Linked DNA regions of Homo sapiens: region 1 is linked to region 2. A link is a loop called in an ENCODE intact Hi-C map of the cell type or tissue named here. Cell type or tissue: Calu3. All regions are shown on one strand. Links, peaks and the distances in the headings refer to the core of each region. The heading gives the core; the rest is flanking DNA. Region 1 overlaps CTH (cystathionine gamma-lyase). Region 2 has its middle 77 kb from the start of CTH.

What was found. Peaks named below come from ENCODE experiments on the same cell type or tissue, not always from the same donor. Only the 100,000 strongest peaks of a DNase experiment are listed, where the experiment ranks them.
Region 1: a loop joins it to region 2, with 2.4 times the contacts of the local background. A loop is called at or near these places in 16 of 110 quality-filtered maps.

Annotation. Positions count from the first base shown.
Region 1 is chr1:70,433,377-70,441,718 of GRCh38, reverse strand. It overlaps CTH (cystathionine gamma-lyase), which reads right to left. Exons shown (of 12, transcript NM_001902.6): 9 at 7,770-7,891; 10 at 6,542-6,594; 11 at 2,893-3,031; 12 at 1,868-2,618. The coding sequence ends at 2,592. Among named protein-coding and RNA genes, the nearest start is that of CTH, 26 kb to the right of the region's middle. In Calu3, for the core only: no CTCF peak of the experiment used is centred there; no DNase peak of the experiment used is centred there.
Region 2 is chr1:70,483,617-70,491,958 of GRCh38, reverse strand. No RefSeq gene overlaps it. Among named protein-coding and RNA genes, the nearest start is that of CTH, 77 kb to the right of the region's middle. In Calu3, for the core only: no CTCF peak of the experiment used is centred there; a DNase peak (open chromatin) is centred at 3,898.

The DNA of each region.
Region 1 (8,342 bases), core at 172-8,171, 50 kb after region 2:
GACAGTGGCCATGCCATATGTAAAATTAGAAATTCGACCCACAACCTGCAGCAAGCTGCCCGAGAAACCAACACCCTCATCAACAATAAACAACCCAGGAGATCAGCCTGCTGTAAGTCAGAATTGCAGGAAACCAGATTGCTTTCTTTAGTGACAATCCAGGAAGCTAAACAATAACTTGTGTAACAATTGGCCCAGAATCGTCAGGAAATGAATGAATGACAGTTTCTTTAATTTTGCCCCTGCTTCCAACTTAGGACCAGAGAAAGCCAAATAAGCACCTTAGCAAATTGCACAGGATGCCCCATCTAGAGGCCAAAGCAACTCCATCTTGGATGCTAATCTGCCCTGTTAGCTTCTGATTAACCCTCATTCCAATTTATCTATTTGAACCTTGTTTAAGAGCAGGTACTTATTGTAAATCCTGCCCTTAGAGTAAGACACCTTGATAAACTCATACATACAGTAAATCCTGCCCTTAGGTCAAACAGCTTTGATGTTATCATAATTGTCTTACAAATTCCTTTTCAACCACTCCTCTCCCTATGGCATAAAAGTCCCAGGTCTTGGGGGTAATTATGCTGGGATCCACCAACTTGCCTCATCACTGCCCAAGATATAGTCACGGCTTCTGTTCCTAAATCCCTATTAAATGTTTCTTTCTAAGAAACTGGGTGCCTCTTTGGCCTCTCAACTTCCTTAGACTTTGATGTAGGATTACACAGACCTGCCCACTGTGAAACACTGACTCCAGTCAACCTGCTTCTGGCTTCCCTATGCCAACAGTCTTCAACCAGGGCATATCTGAAGGCTTCCCTTTTTTCTGCTATAAAACTTTTCCACCCATCTGCCCGCCTTTGACTTTCTGCCAAAACCCAGGTGATGGTGGCTAACTCCCTTGCTATAGTAAGCTAAGAATAGCCTTTCCTTTTCTCATTTGGTTGATCATTTATTTCCACAGCCCTAAGGCCTTGAGATGGCAAGAAATCAGTTCTGGCAGAAACCATAGTGAGATAGGACCTGCCTCAAAATGCTACTGCCTCTAGAGACAGAATTTCCAGACTCAATAGGTATAACTCAAGAGTGTGGATAATATAGAAGAATGTATATTTTTATGTATTCTCCTCCTAAACAGCACTGTTATTCATCAGGCTGTATGATATTATTTTAACCGAAACAAATGGCAATATCAAGATATATTATAAGATGAAAAACCTTTAGTATAAAAACAATTTTTAAGATTTAATTTTTGACTTATGGCTCAGATGATAACTTGCTAACTATACATTCAACTATAAAATAGTCTATTTTATTATTTTTTTTAGAGACAGGGTCTCATTCTGTCGCCCAGGCTGGAGTGCAGTGACGCCAGTGCAGTCTGGAACTCCTAGGCTCAAGGAGATCCTCCACCTCAGCTGTCCAAGTAGCTAGGACTACAAGGACGTACCACCAGGCCCAAAAGATTCTATTTTTAAACATACCTTCTTTTATTCTCAACAAATGCACTATTTCAGATAAAAATATAAAAAGTACTATTTATCTGTAAAACGGTGGCCTTTAACCTACCTTGGATAGGATTTATAACTAATCTGCAAACACTAAGATTTGGGAATAATATTTATTTAATTGAATTTATAAAAATTAACATAAAAGGCTAAGACCTCTAAGAGCAGTAGTTGGGAATTAAAAGGACCCAGGAATATAGGTTAATGTCACATAATGTAGGAATATCACAATGGGATGCATTTGATAATTAGATTTTTTTTTTTTTTGAGACGGAGTCTCGCTCTGTCACCCAGGCTGGAGTGCAGTGGCACGATCTCGGCTCACTGCAAGCTCCTCCTCCTGGTTTCACGCCATTCTCCTGCCTCAGCCTCCCAAGTAGCTGGGACTACAGGCACCCGCCACCACGTCCGTCTAATTTTTTTTGCATTTTTAGTAGAGATGGGGGTTTCACTGCGCTAGCCAGGATGGTCTCAATCTCCTGACCTCGTGATCCGCCCGCCTTATCCTCCAAAAGTGCTGGCATTACATGCGTGAGCCACCGCGCCCAGCTGATTTATTTTTTTAAAAATATTAAGTATAGTCTTAAATCAGTAGAATTTCACAGTAAACTTTTCAAGTATTTGATTTTCGGCTTATGGTAACTAAGTGTAAACCATTGCTTTTAATGTTCTTTTCAATGATATGCAAAAAAATCACACTTGATTTAAGAACATTCGTTTAAATTTAAATTCTTCACAAAACATCAAAAATGAATTACCATTATATTATAAACATGATCAAAATAAATCTTAGACATGAAAAAAGAACATAATCTCCCAAAGTAGCACAAATCTCACCTCCTTCAGAGGCAAACATAGAGCAAAATTAACAAAAAGATATTAACAGAATTGACCTGTAATTATAACATGACATACAGAAAACTTTTTAACAGAGATGATCCCTAAGAAAATTACAGTTATGAAAGATAATGAGGTGCCTTAAAATTTCCGCTTGAAAATTTTGCAAAGGCTCATTGTTGGTCCATTTAATTACTCAGGAAGATTTGATCTTCACAGGAAGCAGCTTCTAATAGCAGCTCTGGAATACTAGCTGTGACTTCCACTTGGAGGGTGCTATAATAACAGTGCACAAGAAAAATATGTTATTAAACATATAGGCCATAGCTTCAACTCCTCAAGAAGTCCTTTTTCTGAATACTACCATCCTTTAAATATGCACTTTGACTGAGCTCCCTATACGTTTATTTATACACCTGGTCTATTACAGGAACAGAAAAGCTTTAGAGTTCACAGTGAGACCACACTTTGTAAATATAGTGACCCCCCATGCCCAAGATAAAGCAGACACACACACACACACACACACACACACAATAATAAGACTTACTGCTGCCTTCAAAGCTTGATCTAGATCTTCCAGTAGGTCTTCCTCATCCTCTAAGCCCACAGAAAGTCGAATCAGTGTGTCACTAATTCCAAGGACATCTCTGTCATTCTTAAGAACTGATGCATGAGTCATGATTGCCCTGAAAGAAGACATGAGCAAATTTTTGATCACTATATTGTGTCAGTGGAGGCATGTTTCTGTCTCATAAACTGCAATTACCCTCAACATTTTTCTGGTCCAAATATCAAATTTTGCATACCCCTATAATTCACAGGCAAAAAAAGAGAAAATTACGAAACTTATCTCTTCTAGCTATGATTTTAAATGAAAAGCAAGATTGTTTTTATCCTGTTTATACCATTGGTAAGATATGCTCAATCCAAATACTGAAAGTGTGTGTCAAGTACCCCCATGCAGTAGGGTAAGGCATAGCCTCCCCAATGTGTATATTTTAATACCTGCCTAAATGAAGTTTGGCCAGAAATCATGTACTCCATGACCAACCTACTGGATTGCTACTTATAAGAGGTCTCTTGGACCAAGAGCCTGTCATAATTAGTTTCCTCTGAATCAATCCAGAGCTAGACCTTCTGAGGCACATCGGAGAAAGATGACCAAGAATCACTAGTAGCAACCAGTAAGCATTCAGAATTCCACAATATAACTCCTGGCATAGAGGCCTGGAAGGATTTTTCAAACGATCTAGCAGCCCATTACCATCATCAACAGATGTAAAGGAAAACCACCCATAATATGTCAAGCACTGCAGTAAAAATTGGGAAACCAAGAAGAATGAGATATTTTCTTTAACCTAAATAACAAAGCAGGAGGTAAAAGCGATGACAATTCACAAAACAAAATAGTCTATATAAACAATGCCAAACAAGTATAGACAAAAAGACTGCCAAGTTCCAGGGAAGGAGAAATTTCTGTGAAGAATAATGGAGGAGAGGTTTAGCATCTTACTTAACCCCAGTATGTGTATTACAACCAACACTCTTCCTTTCCCTGCACACCACCAGCAAAATCAATACCTAAGCTGCTTTCTCCTCTCTTACATGAGAGCCATGGGGAAAAAAAAATCTCAGCTGTGGTCTGAGTGATGGATATCTTCCTTTGTCACTTTACTAAAGTGTTGTTTAGATACAAACATCCATCTTAAAATGTTCTGCCCTGGGAGACTCGTAATTCCTTAAAAGAGTGTGTACATGTAGAAATAAGAACTCAGGTCTCAGAGACCAACAAACTTGGGTATGAATCTTAGCCCTTCCACATACTGCCTATGTGGCCTTATAAAAGTTACTCATCCTCAGTGCCTATTTCCTTATCTGAAATAATAATAGATGCATCTACTGTGTGCTTACCATGAGACAGATACTCTACTAGGTGGTTTGTGTGCATTAATTCATTTTTTTAATGAATAAAAATTGGATATAACACCTGTCTTAAAGGTTTGTCACAGACATTAATTTGAAGGAACATGTATAAAGCACTTCTAAGCACTTGGAATGTAGTAGAGATGTCTAATAAAAGATAATAGTTCATAGTAGGTGCTAACGTTTATTGGGTACTTAGTATGAACGAAGGCATTAGCTTAGGGATTTTTTTCCCCATGTTCTCGCAACAAACCTAAGAGCTATGTAGAGTGTTGTCCACATTTTAAAATTGAGGAAATTGAGATTTAGGGAGGATGAGTAACTTTTCTAAGGTCACAGAGTTACATGTGTTGTGAGGCTGGGAGACTAAGCTAATACACATTAGCTTCACTTCCTTCCTCCCATATTGCAATGCTGCACTAGTAGCAGCAGAGTTGGGAGACACAGAATGAAGGGTGATAGAACAGACAAGCCCTGACCTAAATCCACTCATCCTCTGGCATCGGGGTTATAGCCTAAACCAGAGTGTCTGGGGGCCAAGCAACTTTAAACAAAAATCCCTAAATAAATCAGGAGAGATTTATTTTAAGACAATTTTTTAAACAAGAGAGTCTTAACGTAATACACATTTCATTACTGTGAAAAACAAACCCATTTCACATGCTGAGTGTGCCCTCTTGTGCATCCAAACTTACTAGCAGGCATCTTCCGGAAAGACTAACAAAAATCTGCGTTACATGAATTATTTCAAGTCATTATTTAGACATCTTTTTTTTTTTTTTAACTTGGTGAGACTGCCTGACTTTTGGTCTAACTGTAAACTCCTATACAAAGACAGAAAATAGGCCTAAACTTTGGTGGGACCTGACATTTCTCCACACAATGCTTGCAAAACAAGTTATTCCATAAATGTTTATAAAAATGAAGACACAGAAATACACCGTATACATTTAGTACAGTTAAAAATAGTTAGGTTATGATGTTGACTTAACCCTGCAGTAATTACAACATATGGTCATAGTAGCATATAATAAAGGTAATATATATATCAGGAATGCTTGGGGGGACAGGTAATCAATAAATGATAATCATTAATTTTTTGTTGTTGTTTTGGTTCTTTTTTGAGACAGAGTCTCGCTGCATCACCCAGGCTGGAGTGCAGTGGTGCGATCTTGGCTTGCTGCAACCTCGGCTCACTGCAACCTCCATCACTTGGGTTCAAGCGATTCTCGTGCCTTAGCCACCCAAGTAACTGGGATTATAGGTGTACACCACCACACTCGGATAATTTTTTTTTTTTTTAGGAGAGACAGGGTTTCACCATGTTGGCCAGGCTGGTCTTGAACTCCTGACCTCAAGTGGCCCACCTCGGCCTCCCAAAGTACTGGAATTGCAGGCGTCAGCCATTGCACCAGGCCGAAAATCATTAATTATTAATCTCATTTTATGTGTTAAAAAATGGAAGTTTAAAGGTTAACTAATTGGTGGAAGCAGATCTCAAATCTAGATCCAAGCACCTTTTACCTCCCCTCACTGTTTCTGATGCAAATCCAAGAGTGAAGCTGCGAACACGTTCCTGTGTGACACTTGAGTCAATCAGCTCAACTTTCTGGATCTTTGTTTCCTTGCCTGTAAAATAAGCTGCTGGACTGTATGATCTTAGACTGCTTCTTGTACCAATATCCTCTGATGCTTTGAAAAAACTAGATGAATTGATTGGGTTAGATACTGAAGGGCCTGGTACCAAGTTAGGGTTTGGATTTATCTTGTACACAACATGAAGACATTAAAGGTTTATCCTACAGAGAACAGAAAACAAAAGATTTGACAGTATCTAGTAGGGCTGTTCTCCAACAATCAAGGGCATGGAGGAGTTTCATCAGAGACACATTTTCTGTTTCCCAAAGAGCCTTGAAAACAGCTTTTCTAGTACAAAGTCTCCAATCCCCTCTAAGGCTGAGTAGGGTAGAACATGTGGCCCTTGCTTAGAGGTCAGAGATCAGAGATCCTAGAATACAGTTACTGCTGGAATCTCTTTTTGACAGAGCAGGGAAGGAAGCAACATTTGGGAGGACACCGCTCACTAACAAGAAGCCCTCCATGAGATTTTATCAGGGTCTCCATCTTGACAGGGTTAGAGTCCATTCTGATTAATGTCCTGCTATTCTTATTGTTAAATATCTTGAATTATCCCTGACCTTATCATATTTCTTTCCCAATCATTAAAGCTGACATCAAATTTAAAATACTGAGAAAAACAGAACTATACTTACGGAAGCTCAGCAAGGCTTTCGAATCCTCCCAAGCTCTCGGCCAGAGTAAATAGCTATAGCAAAGAAAACATGAATTTAGATTTTCTAGTAAAATAAAAATACTAAAATCTAAAAATAAATGTTTTTAGGCCAGGCACAGTGGCTCATGCCTGTAATCCCAGCACTTTGGGAGGCCAAGTCAGGCGGATCACCGAGGTCAGGAGTTCGAGACCAGCCTGGCCAACTAGTGAAACCCCATCTCTACTAAAAATACAAAAATTAGCTGAGCATGGTGGCACGCACCTGTAATCCCAGCTACCTGGAAGGCTGAAGCAGGAGTATCACTTCAACCCAGGAGGTGGAGGTTGCAGTGAGCCGAGATCATGCCACTGAACTCCAGTCTGGGCAAAAGAGTGAAACTCTGCCTAAAAAAAAAAAAAAAAAAAAAAAAATTATTGCATTTGAGACTTTGCTCTGTGGTTACCACTTAAATAAAAAAATCTCTAAATGCTTCCCAAGTTATACATACTTCCTTGTTAATATATATCACTTATGAAATACATCCTTTAAATCCCTGCTGGAATAGGGGAAAAAAAAAAAACCACTGTTTTTATGTTGAGTGTGATAGTGTCATAAAACTTTACAAATGTTTTAAAAGTTACTTTGGTAAATGTATTAAATTAAGGTGACACCAGGAACACTTTGACTAATCTGGCAGCTTTCTGTTAATCTATTCTGTAGTATATAAACTGCATGAGCTCAAGGTTAAGCCCAGTGTATGGAGTTGGACAGGCCTCTTGCTCAAGGCCCCTGAGAGCCTCCTCCTGGCTTTTTGAAAATTAGACAAAGGCCTCACCCCAGTCAGATGCAGCTTAGGAGGCACAGGGTTTGGAAAGCCATTCACAGGATGGATTTTAGAACAGCCCTTGTGCAGTGCACTAACTGCACACTACTTCGAGGTTTTACCTATTTCATCTGAAAAAAGGGGTTCACTTTTAAATAAATGCATTAGAATACTCTGTGTCTCCAAACTGATTGTAGTATGTGGAGAGTTAAGTAAGTGAACATATTTAGATGTCTGCTACATTGTTGTTTAAGTTGTTTTCAACCCAATGCATTTCATGATAAAGAGGTTTATGAGTGTAACCTGCAGATACAAAAACATTATCTGGCTTGAGTAGAAGTGAGAGATAGTGAACTGCTGTAAGGCCTTACCTCCTACAATTTTAAACCTATTTTGTAAGTTTACCTTTAGGTTCTTGAGGAAAATCTCAGCATGCTGAAGAGTGCCCTTAATATAAAAGGTGACCATCCCTGTACAACCTGTACACTGACGCTTCACCAACTCATGCTGTGGATGAGAGGGCAGCCCTGTAATCATAAGGTATCATAAGTCTTATTTTAGAATTAAACATGTAATTTTTGGGGGGGGAGGGTGGTATTTTTCACTGTCTACTTAACTGCAAATAAGCCTAAGACGAGGATTATGCCATGCTCACATCTGACTACTTGCTTGGGCCCCTATCTCTCCAGCTTCATGTTGCCTCATCTTTTCTACCCTCTTCAGCTTTCTTTATGCCAGCACCACTGCACTCCCTTTCATCTCAGGACCTTTGCACATGCTGTCCCTTCAACCTGGACTTCCCTTGTTAATTATATCCTGTAATTTCTTGCTTAGTATCTGTCTTAGCCACCAGAGTTGCTCCATGAGGGCAAATCCATTTCTTTTGTTACTAATTGGATCCCAGTTCCTAGTGCAAAGCCTGGCTCATAGCTGGCGTTTAATAAAAATTTCTTGAATAAATCTCCAATACCTTGTCTA
Region 2 (8,342 bases), core at 148-8,147:
CCTCCTTGCACCACTTGGATGAATCTCACTTGATCATGGTGAATGAGCTTTTTAATATACTGTCGAATTTGGTTTGCTAGTATTTTTTTGATGATTTTTGCATCTATTTTTCACCAGGGGTATTGGCCTATAGTTTCCCTTTTTGTTGTGTTTTTGTCTGGTTTTGGTATTAATATTGGCCCTGTAGAATGAGTTTGGAAGTATACCTTCTTCTTCAATTTTTTGACACAGTTTGAAAAGTATTGGTATTAGTTCTTTTTAAAATGTTTTGTAGAATTCTACAGTGAATTTATCAGGTCCTTGGCTTTGCTTAGATGGGAGAGCTTTTGTTACTGCTCTCATCTCATTATTCATTTTGGTCTTTTCAAGTTTTCTATTTCTTCATGGTTCAATCTGGATAGGTTGTATGTGTGCAGAAATTTATCAGTTTCTTCTAAGTGTTACAATGTCTTGGTATATAAATGTTCATAATACTCTCCAATTATCCTTTGTATTTCTACACTATCAGTTGCAATGTTTTCTTTTTCATCTGATTTTATTAATTTTGGTCTTCTTTCTTTTTTCTTAGGTTTGTCAATTTTGTTTATCTTTTCCACAGGCAACTTTTTGTTTTTGTGATTTTATGTATTTTTTTAGTCTCAATTTCATTTATTTCTGCTCTAATTGTTATTGTTTCTTTTCTTCTACTGATTTGGGGTTAGGTTTGTTCTTGCTTTCCTAGTTCCTTGAGGTGTGTATTAGGTTGTTTATTTGAAGCCTTACTACTTTTTTGATGTTGAAGTTTATTTCTATAAACTTCCCTCTTTGTACCACTTTTTCTGTATCTCATAGCTTCCTGTATATTGTGTTTGCATTTTTATTTGTCTCAATAAATTTTTAAATTTTCTTCTTAATTTCTTCATTAACTCGTTATTCTTCAGAAACATGTTTACTTTCCACATATTTGTCCAGTTTCCAACATTCCTCTTGTTATTGAGTTCTAGTCTTATTCCATTGTGTTCAGAAAAGTTACTTAATATGATTTTGACACTTTTGAATTTACTGAGTCTTGTTTCATGACCTGACATACCTTCAAGAATGTTCCATATGCTGATGAAAAAAATCTGTATTCTGCACCAGTTGGATGAAATGTTCTGTAAATATATGTTAGGCCCTTTTGGTCTGAAGTATAGTTTAACTCCAATGTTTCTTTAATGATTGGTAATCTGTTTATTGCCAAAAGAGGGGTGCTGAAGTTTCCTACTGTTATGTATTGCATCCTATATCTCCCTTTAGATTTTTTAATATTTGCTTTATATATTTGAGTGCTCTGATGTTGAATGCATACATGTTTACTATTTTTACATCATTTTGCTGAATTGACCCCTTTGTCGTTATATAATAACCTTCTGTCTCTTACAGATTTTGATTTAAAGTCTATTTTATGTAATATAAGTAAAACTACTCCTGCTGTTTTATGATTTCTATTTTCATAGAGTATCTTTTATCATCTTTTGTCTTTCAGTCTATATTTTTTTAGAGGTGAAATGAGTTTCTTGTAGGAAGCATATAGTTGGATCTTAATTTTTAATACATTCAGCCATTCTATGTCTTTAATTGGAGAATTTAGTTCATTTACATTTAATGTTATATTGATAGAAAAGGATTTACTACTGCCATTTTGTTACTTGTTTTCTAGTTGTTTTGTAACTCCTGTCTGTCTTCCTTTTCTTACTGTCTTCCTTTGTGGTTAATTGACTTTCTCTAGTACTACGTTTCAATTTGTTGCTTTTTATTTTTAGTGTATCTATTATAGATTTTTGCTTTGTTATTACCATGAGACTTGCAAAAAAATAGTTATAACAATCCTATAGGCCAGGCACAATGGCTTACACCTGTAATTCCAGTACTTTGGGAAGCTGAGGCAAGAGGATCACTTGAGCCCAAGAGTTCAAGACAAGCCTGGGTAACATAGTGAAACTTCATCTCTACCAAAAAAAAAATCAAAAAATGAGGCAGGAGGACTGCTTGAGCCCAGAAGTCGAGGCTGCAGTGAGCCATGATCTCACTGCACTCCCGCCTGGGCGACAGGAGTCAGACCCTGTCTCAAAAAAACAAAAAAAAACAAAACTTATCATTATAACAAGTTATTTAAAACTGTTTTCAACTTAATTTTCATTGCAAATAATAATAATAATAAAGACAAACAATCCTCCCCCAAGAAAAACCTGTACACATTAACTCCCTTCTCCCACAACATTAAAAATTTTTGATGTTACAATTTACATTTTTATATTGTATATCTCTTAACTGATTGTTTTAGTTTTTTTGTTTTTGTTTTTTGAGATGGGGTCTCGCTCTGTCACTCAGGATGGAGTGCAGTGGCATGATCTCGGCTCACTGCAACCTTTACCTCCTGGTTTCAAGCGATACTCATGCCTCGGCTTCCCAAATAGCTGGGATTACAGGCACACACCACCACGCCTGGCTAATTTTTGTATTTTTAGTAGAGATGGGTTTCACTATGTTGGCCAGGTTGGTCTCAAACTCCTGACCTCAAGTGATTTGGCCACCGCGGCCTCCCAAAGTACTGGGATTACAGGTATGGGCTACCGCACCTGGCCATTATTATTTTTAATAGTTTTCTTATTCTTTTAGTCTTTTTACTAAAGATATCCATAGTTGAAACACTATGATTTCAACATTAGTACAACAATCACGTTAGCATCCTTTCCGCTCAGATTGAAGAACTCCCTTTAGTGGTTCTTTTAGGACAATTCTGATAGCAATAAATTCCCTCAGGTTTTGTTTCATTTGTTCCTCTTCATTTCTGAAGGATAGTTTTGCTAGGTACAGTGCTCTTGGTTGACAGGGTTTTTTTTTCTTTTAGCACTCTGAATATATTTCGCTTCATCCCAGCCTATAAGATTTCTGCTGGGAAGCCTGTCGCCAAGTGTATTGGATCTTCCTTACATGTTATTTGCTTCTTTTCTCTTACTGCTTTCAGAATCATCTTTTTGTCTTTGACCCTTGAGAGTTTGGTTATATGTCTTAGGGTAATCTTATTTGAGTTTAATCTGATTGGTGACTTTTGACCTTCTTGTACCTGGATATTTATATCTTTCTCCAGATTTGAAAACTTTTAATTATTATTATTTCAATCTTCCTATTAAATATCTCTGATAAATTTCTGAATTATCTCTATTTTCTTGAAATTTATTGATCTTCCTAAAAACAGCTTTTTTAAATTATTTGTCTGAGAGATCACACATCTCTATCACTCTAGAGTCAGTCTCTGGCACCTTATTTTCTGGGGAGGTCATATCTTCCTGAATGTTCCTAATACTTGTGGATCTGTGACAACGTCTGTGCATTCAGGGATTGGATGTTTATTTTAGTCATTGCAGTCTGGCTTTGTTTGTGCCTGTCCTCCTTCAAAAGGCCTTCCAGGGATTCTAAGTATACTGACTGTATTAGTTCATTCTCATACTGCTATGAAGAACTGCCCAAGACTGGGTAACTTATAAAGGAAAGAAGTTTAATTGACTCATAGTTCCACATGGCTGGAGAGGCCTCAGGAAACCTACAATCATGGCAGAAGGCACCTCTTTACAGGGTAGCAGGAAGGAGAAGAGCAAGTAGGGAAAATGCCAGGCACTTATAAAACCATCAGATCTCATGAGACTCACTAATTATCATGAGAACAGCATGGAGGAAACTGCCTCCATGAACTAATTACCTCCACGTGGTCCCGCCCTTGACACGTGAGGATTATAGGGATAATGGGGATTGTGGGGATTACAATTCAAGATGAGATTTTGAGTGGAGGCAACAGCGAAACCTTATCACTGACTGTTGTGTTTTTTGAGACTGCGGCCATTGCAACCATCTCAACACTAGAGGATGCTCTAAGCCCAGGTTTGCTATGAGTCTCATGAGAAGGTGGCATGGCTTTCTGGCCCAGATAGACCCAGGGAAGACCCAAGGAGGGTATTGGGGCTGTATGGGAATTCTGGCCAAGGTCTTGAGTCCAGAAGACTGCCCTGGTGGCCCAGACATGTATACCTCCCAGCATGCCTCTGCACAGTCAATATGTGTCCTGACTGCAGCGTGAGGGACTGGTGTTGAAACTGGGCCTCTTTGGGATCTGCTGGCAGGCCCAATTCATTGACTGTAATGTGCATGCATCACCCAAAAGGTCCCTACACAACTAGGGTCATTCGTCAAATACAACAGCAGTGGCTGGAGATGAGACTGGGCCCCAATGTGGAAGGGATAGCACGCCTTCCACATTGACTCAGACAGGTATGCATCTCTCAGCATGTGCCTGCACAAACAAGATAGTTCCTGGCTGCAGCAGGAAGGACTAGAGCTGAGACCAGGCCCCCTTGGGATCTGCTATGGGACAGAGGCTAGAGAGCTCCATCTTAACTCAGAGGGGTGGGTGTTGCCCAGCAAGTTACTTTGCAGATGCAGTATTTCCCTGACTGCAGCTGGAGGGGCCAGAGCTGAAACTTGGCCTCCTCAGGTTCTGTTGTGGGATAGAGGCTGGAAAGCCCTGACTCATTGGCTCAGAATGTGCATGTGTCTCAGAAAAACCCTGAACAGATGGAATAGTTCCCTGATTACAGCAAGAGGGGTCAGAGCTGAGACTGTGTTTTGGCAGGAGCTCCTGTTGGACAGAGGCTGGAGAGCTCATCTCACAGGGCCAGAAAGGTGCTTGTCTCCCAGCAGGTCTCAGTTCAGGCAGGATAGCTTCCAAACTCCAGCAGGAGAGGCCAGAACTAAAACTGGGCTCCCTCAGGATCTGCTGTGATGCAGAAGCTGGACAGCCCAGTCTCAGTGACTCAGAGGCAGGTGTGTGTGTCTCCCAGGACTTCCCTGCACAGATGAGATAGTTCCCTGATCGCAGAAGGAGGGCCCTGAGCTGGGACTGGCTCAGGGTCTGCTGTGGGATCAAGGTTGGCAAGCACATCAGGGAGGCTCAGACTACCAGACTGCAAGAGATGGGTAAGTATCCCTCTGGGCCCTTTTATAAGCAGCTCTGAGCTGGGACCTCAGCTGAAGAAGGCTGGGCCAGAGCCATACAGCAACTTTCAGGTTCCATGCCCAGACTGATATCAGCAGGCAGACTAACCTTTCTGCCAAGGAACTAGTGTGCTCAATTCCTTCTGGACCCCTTGGCAGATGGTTTTGGTTGCAGGCTCAAAGCCAAATGGAACTAGAGCCAAGCACCTTGGAGGACTAGGCCACTTCTGGGCTTGAACCCAGGTGCAAACTTGGTGAATCAACCGCTTGACAGCACTGTCAGTCTGGACTCTCAAAACGATCCTTCTAGGTCTTGGACTCCATCAGGGTTTCACAAGCATCTACCTGAATACTGAGGCTCTTATAGAGTGACTTTTAACTATGTCTTGGTGTAGATTTCTTCTTGTTGGGAGGATATAAGAGGGTTACCTTCTATTCCACTATCTTGGTGATGTAATCTGCCTCCATTTTTGCTCATTTTTGTTTGTTTGTTTGTTTCTTTTTGACACATGGTATCATTCTGTTGCCCAGACTGCAGTTTAGTGGAGTGATCTCAGCTCACTGCAACCTCTGCCACCTGGGCTCAAGCAATCCTCCCACCTCAGTCTCCCAAGTAGCTGGAACTACAGGCATGTGTGACCACGCCCGGCTAATTTTTATATTTTTTGTAGAAATGGGGCTTCACCATGTCACCCAGGCTGGTCTCAAATTCCTAGACTCAAGTGATCCGTTCGTCTTGGCCTCCCAAAGCGCTGGGATTACAGGTATCAGCCACCACACCCGGCCCATTTTTGCTCATTCTTATCTTTTCATCAGACATACCACCATCCTCACAAACACCTGCTGGTTGAAATGTTGTTCATATTAGTTTTTTGTTACTGCTGAAATAAATTACTGCAAGTTTAATAGCTTCAAAAACACAGATATATTATCATAAGGTTCTTTAAGTTCACAGTCTTACATGGTCTCACCGGGCTAAAATCAAGGTGCTGCATACCTTTCTGAAGCTCTGGAGGAGAATCCACTTTCTTGCCTCTTCTGGTTTCTAGAGCCTCCTGCATTCCTCAGCTTATGTCCACTTTTACTTTTACTCTGTTCTAAGTCGGCAATGTCATACCTCTGTGATCCTACTTCTGTCTTCTGCTATCACATCACTCTCTGACCACAGCCTCTCCCCGTCTCAAGGTTCTTAACCTTAACCACAAAGTCGAAGTCCCTTTCACCATGTAAGATAACATATTCACAATTTCCAGACATTAGGATATGGACATCTTTGGGGGTCCACTATTCTGCCTACCATACTGCTCATTCATTTGCAGCCATAACATTCTAACGCATAGTTAGTGGAATTATAATTGGGAAATTGGATGGTAGTTCCAAACATACTGAAATTAAATGTATACATTCATTTTAACTCCATGTAACTTCACACCTGTGAAGTGTATGCCACAGAAATACTTAGACATTTATTCATTTAACATACTTAAAATATGTTACACTCCAGGTATTTTTCCAGTTGCTAGGAAAAAAGAGAAAGCCCTTGACCTCAAACCACTAGTGAAAGAAGGCAAAGAATAAGCAAATAAATATGAATTATGTGACATGGTTATAGTAGATACTTTTTTCAGTTGATGAGACCAAAATATTTAGTTTTGCTTGACTCCTGTTTTTTCTTCACACCCCATAACTAATTCATCAGCAAATTCTAATGGTTCTATTTTCAAAATACTTCAGAATCCTACCATCTTATGTGTGCCAATATACATTTACAAAAATGTTTTCCTAAGTAAATCAAGGCACTATTAGCAGATAAATAAGGATGAATGATCAGAAGGAAAAAACAAACCAACAAACAAGATCTCTACTATAACATCTTCTATACCTAACATGTATCAAACACAAAGTCTAGCCAAATAGTTAGCAGTTATAACAATACACTGGCATATTGTAAATTCTTCACAGCTATCTAACAAATTTGTATTGTTGTGTAAATACTTTTTTTGTGTGTGTATGACAGAGTTTTTGCTCTGTTGCCCAGGCTGGAGTGCAATGGTGCAATTTTGGTTCACTGCAGCCTCCACCTCCTGGGTTCAGGCGATTCTCCTGTCTCAGCCTCCCAAGTAGCTAAGATTACAGGCAACTGCCACCATGCCCAGTTAATTTTTTTATTTTTAGTAGAGATGGGGTTTTACCACATTGGCCAGGCTGGTCTCCTGACCTCAGGTGATCCTCTCGCCTCAGCCTCCCAAAGTGCTAGGATTACAGGAGTGAGCCACTGCATCCGGCCTAAATGCTTTTATACTCTACCTGAAGATACATTCTACTCTGATGCTATCTGTTGAATGGGTCATTAAGCCGAGTAGAAGATGGAGAGCAGTATCCATGTCTCCATCAATGGCAGTGTATAAATTGCTGTATGTAAAACTAGACTGAAAATGTGATTTTAGGCTTTCCAGGTATGGGTTATATGGAATCTGACAAAACGCCTCAGCCCTGCCATGATAGCATAAAAGTTGCTATGGACAATACATACACAACTGAGTAGGATATATTCTGATAAAATCCGAGACATCATATCATTTTATCTAGAAAAAATTTTGCATTGCTTTCTAAAAGACTCACTTTTAAAAACATAGTTGCGTTTTTGGTAGACGGCATGCCAGGCCTAGAGTGTGCTGATTGTTGTTTTATTCAAATAACATAATACTGAAAAGCATAAAAGTACACAGTCCAACATGGGTTAAATGCAATTTAATCACATCATGTGCCTTAAATCTTCCTATATTTAAAAGTATGCTGTGAATGCAGTTCAGAACCACTCCAGCCCACATGTGGCCTCTGTTAATATAATCTTTCTTTCTTTTTTTTTTTTTTGAGACGGAGTCTCTCTCTGTCGCCCAGGCTGGAGTGCAGGGGCGCAGTCTCGGCTCACTGCAACCTCCACCTCCCCGGTTCAAGTGATTCTCCTGCCTCAGCCTCACAAGTAGCTGGGATTACAGGGACCTGCCACCACGCCCAGCTAATTTTTGTGTTTTTAGTAGAGACGTGGTTTCATCATGTTGACCAGGCTGGTCTCAAACTCCTGATCTCGTGATCCGCCCGCCTCAGCCTCCCACACTGCTGGGATTACAGGTATGAGCCACCACGCCCAGCTAACGTGACCATCTTTCTAAGGACTTGCTGCTAGAAACCAGAACAGTAAGTGTCACCAAGTAAGAGCAGGCTCTAATCTTCCGTCTAAATGCAAAACAAAAATACATTGGCTCTAATCAAAAGAACGTCCTTTTTGAAGCTCAGTAATTATCTGCAAAGTACTTTATTTTAATGTAATTTCC